Regions from separate parts of the Homo sapiens genome. Here region 1 is linked to region 2. Evidence: chromatin contacts called from ENCODE Hi-C or POLR2A ChIA-PET data. All regions are on one chromosome and are shown on one strand. The core of a region is the stretch at or near the end of the contact, and the rest is flanking DNA. Distances in the headings are between cores, read along the strand shown. Region 1 holds the start of C5orf34 (chromosome 5 open reading frame 34). Region 2 holds the start of FLJ32255 (a long non-coding RNA gene).

The links. Hi-C counts contacts between places; a loop is a spot of excess contacts on that map. ChIA-PET counts read pairs that join two places held with the same protein, here RNA polymerase II (POLR2A). Pooled maps may share reads with other maps.
Region 1: a loop to region 2 is called in a pooled map, with 7 times the contacts of the local background. The contact joins the promoter of C5orf34 here to the promoter of FLJ32255 in region 2. A Hi-C loop is called at or near these places in 8 of 50 pooled maps. POLR2A ChIA-PET finds 5 or more read pairs at or near these places in 2 of 52 experiments (CD4-positive, alpha-beta T cell and activated B cell).

The regions. Positions count from the first base shown.
Region 1 is chr5:43,513,856-43,517,096 of GRCh38, forward strand. C5orf34 (chromosome 5 open reading frame 34) reads right to left here and starts at 1,293. Exons shown (of 13, transcript NM_198566.4): 1 at 951-1,293. It overlaps LOC124900190 (a long non-coding RNA gene), which reads left to right. Exons shown (of 3, transcript XR_007058764.1): 2 at 338-3,241. RefSeq lists an enhancer at 901-1,060.
Region 2 is chr5:42,991,930-42,994,890 of GRCh38, forward strand. It overlaps FLJ32255 (a long non-coding RNA gene), which reads right to left and starts at 1,404. Exons shown (of 2, transcript NR_104643.1): 1 at 1-1,404. It overlaps LOC105374746 (a long non-coding RNA gene), which reads left to right and starts at 346. Exons shown (of 3, transcript XR_007058755.1): 1 at 346-2,961. RefSeq lists enhancers at 1-28, 369-578, 879-1,008, 1,278-1,572.

The DNA of each region.
Region 1 (3,241 bases), core at 43-2,542, 520 kb after region 2:
TCATAGAATCTATCATCAAAATTGATTATTTACTTGCTTTTTATTTTCTCCCACTAGGATATAAAGTCAACCGAAGCAGGGGCCTTATCTGTCTTATATGTAACAGTATCTCTGGCATCTAAAACAGTATTAGGCAAATAGTAAATGGCACAATAAATATTTGAATGATGAAAAATAAGTAAACTGCTCCTCTTGAATTTGCAATTTGAATTAATGGTGTCTCATTGTTAGCAGCCAATATTCTAAAACTTGACTTTCCACTCCATGCCCCTGTAACAAGTCCTGTTGATTTTCTGTCTTTGGAACCTGACTCTCTCTACCTCTTTCTCTTTTTCAGGCCATAGACTCTCCAACTCCTGCAACTGTCTGGAATTTCTTCTCTCTCCAATCCATCTCTAGTATTGATGACATAGGTAACTTTCCACAAGTCACACCATACCAAGTGCTTTACATCACCTGTTTACGTACTTATCAAATGGCAATATAGATTACAGATATATATATAAACACACACGTATATATCGGGTATGTCTACTTGGTATTTTAGGGGAAAAAACGGGTGCTGATACATAGATGGAAGACATTTTCTGATTCCAATTTGGGAAAAATAGTCTATCTTTGGTCAGGTCTTTTTTTTAATAGCTTTACTGAGGCGGTTTTCTAATTTTAAATAATCAAGCATACACAACAAACAGTGTAATGACTAAGGTTCTTGGCATACCATAGGAAACCATAACCCGGCTCCAACCCACACTGCCATTCTCATCTCTACAGTCTCATTCCCGCTTGCGTTCTCATCACCCAGCACATTACGTCAGGGTATGTTTAACACTCAAAAATCCACAAGTCTGTTCTTGACATGAATGAGAATCTCATTTCTTTCAAAATGCTATAGTCTCTAGTTACAGAAGGAGCCTGATCAAAACAACCACCAAAAGTCTTCCACTCACAGCAGTTCGGAGCCGAAAAGTTGCGGAAATGAGGCCCAGCAACGGTCCCTGGCTTTGATTTGCCAAAATGCTCTGGAAGCCGCAGCGTCGGCGCCTGCCCACCACTGCTTCTTCAGGGGTTTCTTCAGTTTGACAAATTACCAGCGAGTGATATTTCTTGGTGAAAGAAAAAAATCACAACCCTAGAGGAATAAGGTGGCAGGGAGAGTGTTTTGGCCAAGATGCCCGCCACGAAACAGGAAAGCGGAGACAGCGCCAACTGTAACCACTAAGAGAAAGCGCAAACCGCACAAGACCAGTTCAAAACCAGCGCCCTCAGGGAGCCGCTTCAGAGCTCCGCAACAGGGAAGACAGGAAGTCCCGCCCCTCCACAACAGGAAGGGCCGGAAGTCCCGCCCCTCCACTCCGGAGGCTGCCCTCGCTGCGTTCCCTACGAAGGGCGGAGCAGGAATTGGTGTAGGAAGGGGACGGGTGTTTCCTTGTTCGGAATGGGGTTGGCTCCTCTTTGATTTTTTACTTCTGGTGACCCACGCAAAAGCAGTCCCGACCTGGTTGTATTAATAATAAAGGCTGTAAGGATCAGCCTTTTGAACGGTCCAGCCGAGAACTAACCACAGAGCGCGTTTTAGTGGAGTGGTACTTATTTTTAAATAAGGTAAAAAACGATTATACTTCAGTAAAGCTGTTTAGAAAAAAAAAAACTTGGCCAAAGATGGAGAACTCTTCCTAATTTGGTATCAGAAAATAGGTCGTCTATGTATCTGCACCTTTTTTCCTTATAAAGTGGCAAATAAATGTGTCTGCTATATTTATTGCCACTAAACAAGTGTTTATGGAACACTCACTGTGTGTTTAGGCATAGTGGGGATAAAGCAGGGAAGGTGGCCCAGTTCTTTGCGGGTGAGGATCAGAGCTAGAGATTAACTGGAAAGAAAGAATAAACAATCATTTATTACAGTTGTGAGTGTTTCTAAGATAAAATACAGAGGTTTGTGAGAGCATAGAGAGGCATACCTTGTTTTATTGTGCATTTTATTGTGCTTTGCAGATACTGAGTTTACTACAAATGGAAGGTTTGAGGCAACCTTGATGGAGCAAGTGTATGGGTGCCATGTTTTTCCAACATCATGTGCTCACTTTGTGTCTCTGACATATTTTGGTAATTCCCACAATATTTCAAACTTTTTCATTATTTTTGTATCTGTTAGAGTGATCTGTGTGATCACTGATCTTTGATGTCACTACTGTAATTGTTTTGGGGGACCACAGATCATGCTCATACATTATAAAATGGCGAACTGAATCTGTTACAGGTAGTTAGGCATGAGCAAGGCAGGAGAGGGCTCTCCCCTGCCACCCACCCACTAGAAATGTTGGGTGATGGTTCAGCAATTATCACATGGCCTCTCTAAAAATGAAAATTTGGCAGCGCCAGGGAAAGGCCATTTCCTGATGGCCCACACCTGTTAACATCAAAATGTTAATTGAATGCAGGCCCCAGAGAGAAGCAACTTCCTGGGCATGCCGGTTAAGAGACAAAAGTGATGAAGTATGATTTTTCTGATACACTCCACCGGAAAAAGGAAGAAAGCCTCAGATGGGCATGTGTATAAATCCATAAAATCACTGTGTGTGCTCACTTCCCAAGGGTAAAGAGGGCTCTGAGCATGCAGGGAGCCCATCCTAAGATCATGGTTAAATGCGGCACTTGACCTTCTCTCTCTCTCTCTCCTTTTCTTTTTCTTTTTTTTTTGAGACGGAGTCTCACTCTGTCGCCCAGGCTGCAGTGCAGTGGCGCGATTTCAGCTCACTGCAATCTCCGCCTCCCGGGTTCAAGCAATTCTCTGCCTCAGCCCCCTCCCCGAGTAGCTGGGATTACAGGCGCCCACCACCATACCCGGCTAATTTTTTTGTATTTTTAGTAGAGACAGGGTTTCACCATCTTGGCCAGGCTGGTCTTGAACTCCTGACCTCATGATCCACCTGCTTCAGCCTCCCAAAGTTCTGGGATTATAGGCGTGAGCCACTGCACCCGGCTGGCCTTCTCTCTTTAACCTTCACATGCCCACTTGGGTCTCTTCCATGCGTACCTTCCTTTCTTTCCTGTTCTAATGCCTGTTTAAATAAACCTCCATTCCTACTCTGGAACTTGCTTCAGTCTCTTTTCTGCTTTATGTCTGTCAGTCAAATTCTTTCTTCTCTGAGGAGGCCAGGACTGAAGTTGCTATGGACCTGCAAGGATAGGCTGCTGGTAACTTGGGGTAACTCAGATCTCTTCCACTAGTAACAAG
Region 2 (2,961 bases), core at 154-2,653:
AACGGCCAGTCGATCCGTCGCAGCGACTCTCTTTTCCCTGAACGGAGGGTTTATGGCTGACACCTCCACTTGTTTCTCAGAGCCGGGGCTGACTGCCGGCTGCATCTTTGAATGGCGACCAAAAAAGACATGCATTTGTCTGGCAAAGTCGCTGGCGTTCGCCTGGTGCCCGCGCTTGCCGGGTCCTAGAGCAGCCAGATTTTCACACCAGCGAGTCCAGCGCCCAGCGCCACTCCGCCTTCGGATCACCGGTTTCTCACATCCGCAGCAGCACTGGCCTGACAGTTTTCCGGTTGCGACAGCGCTAGTTGAGCCAAACAAAACGTTTTCCTGCTTGCTCTGGGCGTCCCATTCTCCATCCGAGGCCTTCTAGTCCCGGTGTCACTGTCGCAGCACCTGGCGTTCGTTAGCTCTTTCACCAGCGGCGCGGAGCGGGCGGTTTTGCTGTCACGGCACATGTGGCACGGAGTTTCTCGGTGGCCGAAACCCTCTTTTTTCTCAGAGTCCAGTTTCTTGGTGACAGCGCTGTTGGTTGCGCCATAAGGAATGTTGTCCTTGACAACCCGCCGGCCGCAGTCATTCGCAAGCTCCAGGCACCGACATTTCGCAGAACTGAGGTCTCTCGGTCTCAGCACAGCTCGTTGCTCGATGCCTCCATTTTCTCGGGGCGACAGCACTCAGGTCGCCGATCTGAGGGATTCGGAGCTTCCCCAGCTGGGGTGAGCCTGGCGTTCCCGGGCGGCGGCGGCGGCGCTGGGCTAGGGGAGCCCGCCGCTCCTCCAAGCCGGTGACAGGGGAGCTGCCCGGGCGCCGTCTCTTCCCAGCGCCGCCGCAGAACCCGCAGAACAGCTCGACCTCCAGAACCCTGTGCTGTGGCGGCGGGGCTGGCGTGTCTGTCGCAGGACCCCGCAGATTCGTCTGTCGTTGGCTTGTTGGTCCTAACAAGTTTCGATTTCAGGGTGCCTGCGTTTCTTTTTCTTTTCTCTTCTTTTCCTTTTGTTTTGTTTTGAGACAGAGTCTCGCCGTGTCGCCCAGCCTGGAGTGCAGTGGCGCGATCTTGGCTCACTGCAACCTCCGCACCCCAGGTTCAAGGGATTCTACTGCCTCAGCCTCCTGAGTAGCTGGGATTACAGGCGCTCGCCACCACGCCCGGATAATTTTTGTATTTTTACTAGAGGCGGTGTTTCATCATATTGACCAGGCTGGTCTCGAACTCCTAACCTCAATAATCTGCCCGCCTCGGCCTCCCAAACTGCCAGGATTACAGCATGAGCCGCTGCGCCCAGCCGGTGACTACGATTTCTATCCCCTGGTTCAAGTCGGGGAATAGCCAAAATGTGATTTCTCAACCCAAGCAAGTACCCACTTAGGACAAACACCAGCCTAGCCCTGGCGGCGATTTCTAGGTCGTAGGAAGTCGATGTTTCGCCACAGAAAGGCTGAGTGACCCTGTGACTCATTTCCCAGCAACTCCGGGTTTCCTGTAGCCTAATCATAACAAACGCAGAGTTAGCCCTGCCTCAAGTTTCTTTTTTCTTTTTCTTTTTTTTTTTTTTTTTTTTTTTTTTTTTGAGACAGAGTTTCTTTCGTCCAGGCTAGAATGCAGTGGCGCCATCTCGGCGATCTCGGCTCACTGCAACCTCCACCTCCCGGGTTCAAGTGATTCTCCTGCCTCAGCCTCCCAAATAGCTGGGATTATAGGCGCCCGCCACCACACCCGGCTAATTTTTGTATTTTTAGTAGAGACGGGGTTTTGCCACATTAGCCAGACTGGTCTCAAACTCCCGACCTCAGATGATCCACCCGCCTTGGCCTCCCAAAGCCTCAAGTTTCTAAGTCGTGGCAAGTTCCGGCTTCCTACTAGTACGGCTTGCTTTAGCTGCGCAGGAGATGTTCAACTCCTGTAGAAATCTGTGTACCAGCGAATGCGATTCATTTAGGTTTAGCGATGACCAGTTTAGCAGTGCCTGGGAGCTCTTACACCAAGGCTAGCTGCGCAACATCAAGTCCCGCCTTAGCTATGTTGGTGTTTTTTAAACTCCCATGGAAGTCAGGAAATGCCGGCAAAAGCGATTTCTGGTTTACGAAGCTCGGTTTGACGATAGCAATTTCCGCCGAACGCGACTTTTTCCTCTTGTGGACCAAGTCGGGATATATCAGCTACTACGATTTTTTAGTCGTAAACAGGTTTAACCATGACTGGGTTTTGTTGGTTTCTTGTTGTTGTTGTTGTTTGTTTTTGTTTTTGTCCTAAGAAATGTAGACTTAGGTGTAACATGTACCGGTTTAGATCTAACAGGGATATCCTAATCACAGAATTGCTTCTTTTGGCAATACTTGTAATTTCTGCTTTGTAGGGTTGGTTCTCTCTAATTTTTGCTTATTTTTAAATGCTCTTTTTGTGTCTTTTGCTCTGAGAACAATGCTACCGGTAGTTTCCAGTGTGTTTGCTTTGCCTTTTTATTTGAATTTTAGAATTTATTATTTTAAAATTTTATCTTATTTAAATGTTATTCATTTTTCTTCTACTAATTTTGAGTATCACAGCTTCGTACTCCTTGACTTGCATTCTCTCAGGAGCTGGGGAGCCAAGCTCGGTCTCCGCTTCGGTGGTTTCAGGTCCCGGGTTCTGTCTGGCGGCTCTGCTTCTAATGCGGAGCTGGCGGTTTTGCAGCAACGCTTTTGCCAGTAGCGCCCACTGAGCGGTTTTTCAGTTGCTGCACCGTTCTTAGCGCCCAACGGAACGTTTCCCGTACGCGGAGTCCATAAGTTGTCTGTGTCGTCACTTTCTCGGTTCTGGCACCGCTAGTATCTCCTAGGAACTTCCTAAACCCGTTTTACGGTGCAGAACGGTAATTGCACCGAGCCTCTGTGCCAACTAGTACTTCCGTAATACCGTTAGCCGGCTCTTTTCCTGTCACAACACATTAAAACGTGTTAAAACACATTAAACGGATTAAA